2 separate regions of the Homo sapiens genome follow, and region 1 is linked to region 2. Evidence: chromatin loops called from intact Hi-C (ENCODE). Cell type or tissue: ovary. All regions are shown on one strand. Each heading gives the region's core, and the rest is flanking DNA. Links, peaks and the distances in the headings are about the cores only.

Region 1 (5,377 bases), core at 63-5,062, 200 kb after region 2:
TGTGTTTCCCTCTAATTGCCATCCATGAGGCACTCAGTCTCCTCTCGAGAGATGAGCCCTGGATCAGGCTCCCTGCATGTCTTTCCAGAGAGATCCATGTAAAGTAGACAGACGCCAGAGATTCTGCCCATCCGCGCCTTGCTTTTCTGCATTCACCAAGATATATTAGAAACATGCATCAGCAAATACAGAGCTGCCTGACGCTTTCAGCAAGTGTGCGATGCCATTCCCTTTTGTGGATACATGGTAATTTATTCAATCAGTTCCCTATTAGCAGGTGGTTTCCCATCTTTCACTCTTGCGATGCTGTGTGATTAACTTTGCACATCTGCCTCGAACACTTACCAAAAGATATGTTGGATAAATTCCTGGAAGTACAATTCCTAAGTCAAAAGGTATGAGTGTTTTTAATTTGATAATTATTACCAGCCAGTAGGTTTAATCAATGCATACCCTCATCTGCAATATATGAAGGTACCTGGTCAATACAGCTATGGGAGAAAGCTCATGGTTCAACTTTGCACCCTCTAATGAAATGGGGCATATATCAACATGTTTATTGGCCATTAGTGTATATATATATATATAGATAGATAGATATTTTTACCTCTTTCTCTGTTGATCTTTTTCTGTTTGATTTGGAGGCACTCTTTGTTTATTAAAGAATAAATTAGTCCCTTGATTTGGGATGCCTTTCCTTTTGTTTGTTTGTTTGGTGTTTTTTTTTTTTTTTTGTCATGACTATTTTATGGGTCTTTTTTCATTCAGAAGATTTTTGTGTGGTTGATTTTATTGTTTTTTTAATGTATCTGGGTTTGGGTTCAAAATTTTAAAAGCCTTCCTCACTCCAAGACTGCAAGTCTGCTGACTTGAAATCCCCACACTTCCCCCTCTCACACACACAATGTATAAAATTTAACTCTATTGCAGTTAAACTGCTAAATACTGTCAGCCAAAATTAAGGCTATTGAGGCAGAAATAATTTGAGAAAGGTTTACTGGAAGCCAAATGTGAGGATTGTTCCAGGGTCAGAATAGTTCTATGAGAAAGTTTAGGAGCAGGGAGGGGAGGGCACTCCTTACATTGGAGTTGTCCTTTCCATTGGAGGGTACCAGGGTGTCCCAAAGAGGTTACAATCATTAGCTTCAGATTACAACACAAACACATGCTAAAGCATTCTATCTGCAAGACAACTGGCAAAACTTCATGATTCAGAGACAAATCAGGGCCTGGTGCACTGGTTCATGCTTGTAATCCCAGAGTTTTTCGAGGCTGAGGTGGGGGATCCCTTGAGGCCAGAAGTTTGAGGTTACAGTGAGCTATGATGGTGCCACTGCATTCCAACCTGGGCCACAGCTCAAAGCCCCATTTCCAAAAAATAAATAAGTAAAACAGAAATAAATCAGTGTCTTTTTTCACATTGATCTGTATGTTGACAGTTGGAGAAGGGTACGAGAAGATCTGAGGGATTCACGAGAAGACCCTTTACTCAGGGGACAGGATGCAAACCATGCATCATGAAACCTTCCCCAAGCAGGTAACTCGGAAGGCTGCCAAGTGGGACCTGTAGGCTCTCAGCACCTAGCCGTGGAATGACAGATCCAAGCTGGAAGGGATACGGACAATCCATAGGTCCCACCCGCCTCTTTCAGCAGTGAGAGAATTGAGACACCGTCGGGTGTCTCCTGAGGTCACCCAGCTAACTGGCCCCAAGAAGCACAGGCCCCAGGAAGCCCACCCTTTGTCTCCCCCAGATTCTGACCAACCCCCACATCATCTCCTTGCCTGGTTTCTCTGGGGAACCAGGAAAAGAGCTGAAGAGTAGCTTCTGCTTTATAATGTTCACATTCCATTTCTAGTTGAAATTCAGTTGATTTTTAAATAATGCATCGCCTTAGATTGTGGGTTTTGGCAGGAATTTCAAGATACAGATAAAATTCCAGAGAGTAAAAAAGAGAAACACGTTTACTGCCAATTCCTTTTGAGGGGAATAGAAAAACATATTTTTGAATAAGCTCATCCTGGGTTCAGCTTCCCCTGTGAGAAGGACACATATAACAATAAGAAATTAAGGGTTCGGGAAGGAGAGGGGCCACCCTGTGCTCACCCCCACACAGCCCTGCAGGAAAACCCAGTGAACGGTGCCCAGGTGCCTGGCTGACTCCTGGGCCGGGAGGGGACATGGAGGGACAGTGGCCATCAGGCTCTTTGTGGACACTGGGGATTAACTACTGCTCGTTCTCAGCTCACTGGTGTCCAGCCCATCAATAACCTCATCAATAACCTAACTTTGGTCAATTAGGTTGGAGTCCGAAGGTGACTGATTTGCGGCAAGGTTTTCTCTCTTCCTCTGTAAAGTGGAGTCCTTCATCATTCATCGCAAGTAGACAACTCGCTTCCTAATGCCTCTGCATTAAGGAGCCAGGCGCTGCAGCTCTTTGGTACGTGACCTCAAATAGATTCATGCGTCCTTCTGCTGACACGGTGAGTACCTCCTGGAGTCCAGGACTCAGAGCATGGACACACCCTAACTCCAGCTAGGGGAGGGCGAAGCCACCTGCACCTGGGAGGCTGGCGCTGCCTAAGCGGGTCAGGCAAGTCCTCGCCTTGGAGGGGAGAGTCCTTAGTGATTTTCCCTGGCTCTGCTCCCACCGACGAGACGGACTCAGGAGGGGCGAACGGTATGTGGGGCGGGGACGCTTTGTTCAGATGGCGTCATCAACCCCAGGTCCGTCTGGTCTTTTTTATTCACTGCATATTAAGGTGCGTGCGGCCTGTGGCTGGTCCCTGTCCTGCACACCTGTATGGCCTGGACTAGGCCTGAGCGCCTCAAGGGCCGAGCTGGGTCCTCCCCACCCGCCGGATTCCCCAGCGCCCAGGCTGTCTCCAAAGAATCCCCCCGAGAGCAGGTCCCCGCTTCTCGGGCGTCGGGGCTCGCCGCAGTCACGCTGCACACCCTCCCGGCCTAGGGCGGCGCCGGCCCGGGACTCGCGTGTCTCCCCGCGGCGCCGCGCAGGACCCGGGCCTCGGAGCCCGGCAGCATCCCCTGCTGGCCGCTGGGCTGAGGAGCCGCGGGAGGCGGGGAACGCGGGGCCGCGGGGGCTGGGCGGGCCGGAGTGCGCGGTAGAGGGGGCGGCGCGGCCGGGGTGCGCGGTAGAGGGGGCGGAGCGGCCGGGGTGCGCGGTAAAGATGGGGCGGCGCGGCCGGGGCTCGCCAGCACCAGCCCTGGAACCCCATGGGGGACCTCGACAACAGCGCCTTTGCGGCGTGGGCCCCTTTCTGCAGCTCCTCCACCCGCGCGCTGTCGGCTCCGGGACACTGGGGCTTTGAAGGGCGCCAGTTCCCAGCCGCACCTGCACGCCTAGGAGGGCGCAGGCCGCGTGTCCCTGTGGGAGGAAGGCCCCGGCAACCTGCAAAGACCTCACGTCACAGAAACTTGCGGCGTTTGCCCCCGATGCGCGCGTCAGGTGCTCCGTCCCTTCCAGGTGGCAGAGGAGAGGGAAGGGTCGCGCCTGGTGGGGGCCTGAGAGCCACCGGGCTGCGGTGCGCGAGTGTGGACACCGCCCCGCCTTCTGCGTCTACAGCCCTGGGTTCTGGGACCTTTGGAAACCGCTTTGGACGAAGCTGAGCATCTCTTTCCCCACGCTGACCTCCCCCATAGACTCCGGATGGGAGTAAATGAGGGTAAGGGTGCCGTCACCGCAGGAGGTGGATTTTCTATGCTCCACAAGGCAAAAAATCTGTTAATTTTCTGCAGTTTATGTTATTTTTTCTAAGTTTGTAGTTTCCTCTTCCAAACGTAGAATTTATATTCATAGAACTAGAATTTATATTCTTAATGCAGAATTTATACTCATAATGCTAAATACATATGCTTTTAAACTCTACCCCCTAATAAAAGCACGAGGCAGTCTCTCCCCTGAGGAATTCGACCCCGCCGCACAGCCCCCACTCCGAGGTCACATCGCAGCTGAAAATTTCAGCAGGGAGTGAGGGACTTGTCTTTCCATGATATCATTGGATGTTACCTAACACATATACATATACATCACATATGTCATATGTGATATAGTATGCCCATGATACATGACATATTGATTTGAGAATTAGTTTGACTACCCAGGGAGCCACTCCAGGGCAAGGCCTGTATTTAAGGATGTGGCCAGTATCCAGACTGTGTGTGCTGCAGGGGAGGGCTGTGGTAGACTAGAGGGAAGGACCGAGGGAGGGAAGAAGGGGAAAAGGAAGAGGCAGGGAGTTTTTCCACGAAGCTGTTTCCCTGCAGTTCCCCTTGGTTGGTGAGCCCTGGGGGGCCATGGCCGGTTCCCCGGAACATGCTCGGTCGGCTTCTTCTCTCCAGGCCCAGTCCTCTCTGTGTTCTCCCTGGAAGGGGAAGATGAGAAGATGAGCTGGGGCTTTAATTTTTTCCTAATTATCAAATCTTTAGTCCAAACCACTCTGCCCAGCCTTGGTGATGGGAAGGCCAAGGGTATGGCAACAGTGAGTGTCTCTGTTTCCAGGTTGCAGTGAGGACCTGGAAGGTCAAGAGACAAGGTAGCCCAGCACCTGGCCCTCATGGTATGCAATTTCTGCTTCGGGATGATGAAAAAAAAAAAAATCCCGGGCTCAGTTCCTTCTTGAGGTGCTGGGCTCATAGCTAACCTTGTCTTTTCCCCTCACTGCCGTCACCCAGCCTCCTGTGAACAAAGCATCACAACAGTCAGCATCACAAACCCCCATCAGCCCCGTGCAGTTGCAGTTGTGCTGGACCAGAGCCCATCAGCCTGGCCTTCGGGCTCTCCTCCACAGCGCCCCACCCAGCTGCTCAGGATGGCCATGACCATCTTCCATCTGACGCTGTGTGCTCCCTGCACCTGGCCCCAGGATGCGTGCAATGGGCTAAACTGTGTCCCTCTTGAAATGCATGTGCTGAAGTCCTAATCCTAAGTACCTCAGAATGGGAGCTTATGTGGAGGGAGGGTCTTTACCAAGTTAAATCGAGTTATCAGGGTGAGGCATCAGCCCATATGACTGGTGTCCCTACAGAAAAAGGGAAATGTGGCGACAGACACACACACACACACAAGGAGAACACAGTGTGACCATGAACATGGTCATGGACAAGCCAAGGAGAGAGGCCTGGAACCTGTCCTCCCCACACAGCCCTCAGAGATGACCAGCCCTGCCCACACCTTGACTTTGGACTTCCCACCTCCGGAACAGAGAAACAATCCATCTCGGTTGTTCAAGCCTCTAATTTGTGCTGCTTTGTGATGGCAGCCCCAGGAAACTGAAACAATTCGCTAGCAGGCAATGAAAAGGGCAGGCCCCCCAGCCCAGGCCAGCTTCAAAGTGAGTCATCTTCCCCTCTCCTTTC
Region 2 (5,377 bases), core at 79-5,078:
AAAACTTATATGTTCATAATTTTGAAAGCTTAGAAGATATAAACAATTTTCTAGGAAACTACCAGAAATTAACTTAAGAAAAATAAACAATTAGAATAGTTCCTAGTCTTTCAATAAACTGGCCAGTAGGCAAAAATCTCTTTCAAAGATAGGAGAGACATAAGCTCGGACAGTTTTTTATACTAATTGTTTAAAAATCAAACATTAAAGAACAAATAATTTCAAACTTACCCAGATACATTCAGAGACTAGAAAAAGAAGAAATACATCCCAGCTCATTTTGAAAGAGCAGTATAACTTTTATATGAAAATCATCAAGGACAATACAAGAAAATATAGGTCAATCTTCCTTATGAAAGTAGATACAAAAGTCTTAAGTAAGATATTATCAGAATTAGATCAGTTGTCATGCATCAGGCATCTATTGCTGTATAGCAAACCATGCCAAAACTTAGTGGCGTAAAACAACCTCAGTCCTTCATTTTACCCACAAATCTGCATTGTGGCCTGTGCATGGCGTTCACAGCTTCTCTCTGCTCCATGTCACATGGGCTGGGGTGGCTTCACTGGAGGCTGAAGGACCTGCTTTCACAATGGCTTATTCAGCGGGGCTGTGGGCTGGCGACCACACATCCCCCCCGTGTGGGTGTGTCCCTGGGATTTGGGAGCTTCCTCCCTGATGGTGGCAGGGTGCCAAGAGCACAGAGCTCAGGAGAAGCAGGTGAAAGCAGCACCACCTCTTATGACCTTGCCTGGGAAGTCCCCCGACAGCCAGGGCACATTTAGATCCCCAGGGAGGGAACATAACCTGTCTTCCCGGTGGAAGAAGTAAGAAGTCACATTGATAGAGGAGCAGGTGAGATGAGAACTTGTTGAAGCCGTGAACCCCAAGTATCTGAGACAGACAGGTCTCAGTCAATTTAGGAAGTTTATTTGCCAAAGTTAAAGACACCTGCCTGTCACACAGCCTCAGGAGGTCCTGACAACATGGGCCCAAGGGCACAGCTTGGTTTTATACATTTTAGGGAGACGTGAGACATCAGTCAATATATGTATGTACAGTGGTTCCACCCGGAAAGGCAGGGCAACTAGAAGCAGGGAGGCAGTTTCCAGGTCATAGGTAGGTGAGAGACGAATCGTTGCATTCTTTTGAGTTCCTGATTAGCCTTTCCAAAGGAGGCAATCAGATATGCATTTATCTCAGTGAGCAGAGGGCAACTTTGAATTCTGTCTGTCCTTTGTCCACAGAGAAATTCCTTGTGAGGGAGTTATGTCGCTTTTTAATCTTAGTAGCTACGTTTTTTAGGAACAGAATGGGAGGCAGGTTCGCCCTAAGCAGTTCCCAACTTGGCTTTTCCTTTTGGCTTAGTGATTTTGGGGTCCCAAGATTTATTTTCCTTTCACAAAGCTGTTTTTGAAAAATACAACCTGTCACCCATCACATTGGGAAAAAAGTTATGATCCATTGTGCTTTTCCTAGGATTGCATGAATTATGAAATATCATAAAATCCATTATTATAACAGTCTGTTAAGGATTAAAGGAGATAAAATACCTCAGGTAGATTTTTTAAGTAGACACTGGATATTAATAAAATTGAACCCAAATCATGATTTAAAAATAAAAAAGAGGCTGGGCATGATGGCTTACATTTGTATTCCCAGCACTTTGGGAGGCTGAGGCGGGCAGATCACGAGGTCAACAGATCAAGACCATCCTGGCCAACATAGTGAAACCCCGTCTCTACTAAAAATACAAAAATTAGCTGGGCGTGGAGGCACGCACCTGTAGTCCCAGCTACTCGGGAGGCTGAGGCAGGAGAATCCCTTGAACCTGGGAGGCGGAGGCTGCAGGAGCCAAGATCGCACCACTGCACTCCAGCCTGGCGACGGAGCGAGACTCCATCTCAATAAAATAAAATTACATTAAATTAAATTAAAAAGAAACCTTTGAGAAAACTAAGAATAGAAAAGAACTTTCTAAACCTGATGAAAGATGTTTTATCTACTAAGAACATAGAGAAAGCATTAGACTCAATAATGAAACTTCAGGAACATGTTTGTTAAAGTCCTGGACACAGCCGGAAGCTTCACTGTCGTGTTCTAGGCCTCTCTCCCGGCTGCTGGTGGTTGCTGGCAGTGGTTGCTGTTCCTTGGCTGGCAGAAGCATCCCTCCTCTCCACCTCCAGCTTCACGCGGTGTTGTCCCTGTGTGTGTCTCTGTGGCCAAAATTTCCCCTTTTCATGAGGACGCCAGTCGGGTTGGATTAGAGCCCACCCTGATGACTGGAGTTTTTCACTGAATTACCTCTGTGAAGATGCCATCTCCAAATCAGGTTGCGTTTGGAGGCGCTGGAGGTCAGGACTCCAACATATCTTTTTTGAGGGGATATAACTCAACTGTAACACCCCTCCTTCTCTGCTCAAGACCAGCAGCACTCGTTGTCTGTATTGTGATCGCGGGATGTTTAATTCAGGACCAGGCCATAACGAGCATAATGATGGTGTTAGTCCCTGTGATTAACCATCAGCTACAGTTTCTAAAGCACTCATCTCCCAGTTGTCCACAATGACTACTCCAGTGAAGATTGTTCCCTGCTGAAACAAAAAGCATCCCAAGCCCACTTAAACCTACATTGAGACCGGGCACGGTGGCTCACGCCTGTAATCCCAGCATTTTGGGAGTCCGAGGTAGGCAGATCACGAGGTCAAGAGATCAAGACCATCCTGGCCAACATGGTGAAACCCCCGTCTCTACTAAAAATGCAAAAATTAGCTGGGTGTGGTGGCAGGTGCCTGTAATTCCAGCTACTTAAGAGGCTGAAGCAGGAGAATCGCTTGAACCCAAGAGGCGGAGGTTGCAGTGAGCCGAGATCGCGCCACTGCACTCCAGCCTGGAGACAGAGCGAGACTCCGTCTCAAAAAAAAAAATAAATAAACAAAAAGATAAACAAACAAAAAACCTACATTGAAATTCTTCCTTTTACTCAAACAGCTAAGTAATGGCTGCTTTCCCTTTATTTAGCAACATAATACTGTTGGCTTGTTTATAAGAAACGTTTTAACATTTCAACACTCCAGTCCCCAAATGTAAATGAAATTAGGTTGGAAAATTCCAGTAAGTCAGAAGGTCGGCCTGGTAGGAAGCCGTGTGCAGAAAGCCTACAGAGCATTGCTGACTATACGTTTTGTCGCCTTGTTTTCCCTCCGAAGTCGACATGAGCTGCCCCTAGGAAATTTCCTTACTTCTGATACTTGGTGACCTTGAAATCTGGAGGCTGTTTTTTCCCTTCTTCTTTACCTTTTTTTTTTTTTCATTCACACTATTATCGCTCCATCAGCATCCAAAGCCCTTAGTGGTATCATTTGGAACATGTTTTGCCATTCATTCTAATTTATTCTAAGAGCCAGATTCAGCTTAAGTTTAAAAAAAAAAAATGCAGCTCTCCTACCCAGAGGAAGGAACAGCTGGTTTCTGCTTCTCACTTTGAAGATTTTCAGCACATTAGTAGTTCTAGCAGAAGGGAAGATTTGCAACTCTGTTGTTTGATGATGATGGTGATGATGATGACGGTGATGATGGTGATGGTCATGATCATACTGATGACAATATCTGCCATTTTGGAACATATTTTATAGATTATAGACTGTCTCATTTATTCTTCATAACCCTAAAGGAAGCTACTATAATTTGAACCATATGTGGTCAAAAGAAAGCCAAAAAAGTATCCCTAAATACAGAATTAGGAGACAGAATAATTTCATCTGATAGAAAATGCTGACATTATTTTCCCTCAAGAGCTACATTGACACATGAATGTTCAAATAAATTAGGTTTCCCGTTCATTCTATTAGATTCACATACCAATGAGAGTGCCTGACTTGTGCAATAAAAAAATAGAAATTGTATCTTTTTTTACACTAACAAGCATTGAGAAGCCGTAAGATTTCTCTTCTCTTCTGTTTTCCTTTCTATGCAATATTTGCAGCAATGTGCAGCTCTACCTGGAATTCTGTGTGATGTATGTGATCAAATTTTTAAAAGCAAAAAGATGAGATTACACTAATACAGACTGGCATGTGATCCAATCAGCAAATGGAAGTATGCAGTTGGCTTTCACTATCAGCTTTGTTTTTTTGTTGTTGTTGTTGTTGTTTTGTTGTTTTTTTTTTTTTACAAATTGTCACAAGCTCAAAAGAGAGGGCAGGACAGCATTACAGAAATAGGGATAAGGTAAGACATCTAACTCCTTAGCAGATTATACACACAAGCATAGAAATACAAACTTTTCTAGGCTGCATAGCAACTTCACCCTCCTGGGTCTTTCGGCACACGGTGTAAGCCCTGTTATCTCATAGCGTTTTGTAAAAATTAATGACTTTCAGTTGAAGTCTAAGTTTGTCTTAAACACTCCAAAGAGAAATGAGCTATGCTCAATTTCTCTTCTCACATATGCTCTTCTCATTGTGGATGACCCAGAAAACAAAGTCTTACCTTGCAGAAAATCGTGGTGCACGCAGGCCTGGAACACCTGCTCCGGTTCTGATCAAGAAAGACAGATAACCAGGAGACTGTACAGCAGAAAGCATCTGAAAAAAGCAAAAAGAAAGCGCTTTTTCAGAAAACTAAGTAAGAATATATGAAAATTCTTCATTATGGAGGATGGAAGCTCAGAGGAGACAGGACCAACATCTGCACAACTTTGAACAAATACCTGGCTATTAATACGCAAGACAAGAGAACTGGGCTCACCTCCTTCACTTTCTAGAAGGTGGCTGTAGTTTCGTTAGTCCACGTCCTCTGAGGAGCAGATCCCAGGATGGGATTAAACAAGAACTTTCTTAGAAGAAATACATGTGACAGAAAAAGGGAACCAGCATGGCTGGAAGAACCATCAGAACAAAATGCAGGTCTGATCCCAAAAGAAGGGAGGGAGAGAGGGAGGGAAGGAAGGAGGGAGGGAGGGAGGAAACAAAGGGAGTCTAGAAGCATCTTAGACTGTGGTACAGTCCTAAGGAGAGTTTGGTAAGACCACTGAGAAGCCCCCAAACCAAAATCGCTCACCAGCAGAGTCCCCAGGAATGGACAAACCTTAGCCTTCCTGCATCACTCACTCAGTCATTGGCTGAGCAGCCCATGGAGGCAAAAAGTGCAATAGATTTCAAAGGAGAGCATTAGGGCCCTTGGTTAATTCTGCCCTTACCATCAGATATCTGAAAGATGCATTCTTGTGGGTGCCACATTAGGATAAGCAACAGTAATGATGATGATGATGATGATGATGATGATGATGATGATGCCATTTATTGACAACCTATCCAAAGTCAAGGATTGTACTAGGTATTTTACATATATTAAATATAATTATCAAAAACAATC

The links. Hi-C counts contacts between places; a loop is a spot of excess contacts. Peaks named below come from ENCODE experiments on the same cell type or tissue, not always from the same donor. Only the 100,000 strongest peaks of a DNase experiment are listed, where the experiment ranks them.
Region 1: a loop joins it to region 2, with 2.4 times the contacts of the local background. A loop is called at or near these places in 24 of 110 quality-filtered maps.

What each region holds. Positions count from the first base shown.
Region 1 is chr5:6,580,118-6,585,494 of GRCh38, forward strand. LINC01018 (long intergenic non-protein coding RNA 1018) reads left to right here and starts at 2,019. Exons shown (of 5, transcript NR_024423.2): 1 at 2,019-2,149; 2 at 2,303-2,484; 3 at 3,486-3,684. RefSeq lists silencers at 3,101-3,150, 3,198-3,359. In ovary, for the core only: a CTCF peak has its summit at 3,027 (motif pointing left); no DNase peak of the experiment used is centred there; H3K4me3 peaks cover 1,950 bases; H3K27ac peaks cover 2,237 bases.
Region 2 is chr5:6,382,902-6,388,278 of GRCh38, forward strand. No RefSeq gene overlaps it. Among named protein-coding and RNA genes, the nearest start is that of MED10, 7.0 kb to the left of the region's middle. In ovary, for the core only: no CTCF peak of the experiment used is centred there; no DNase peak of the experiment used is centred there.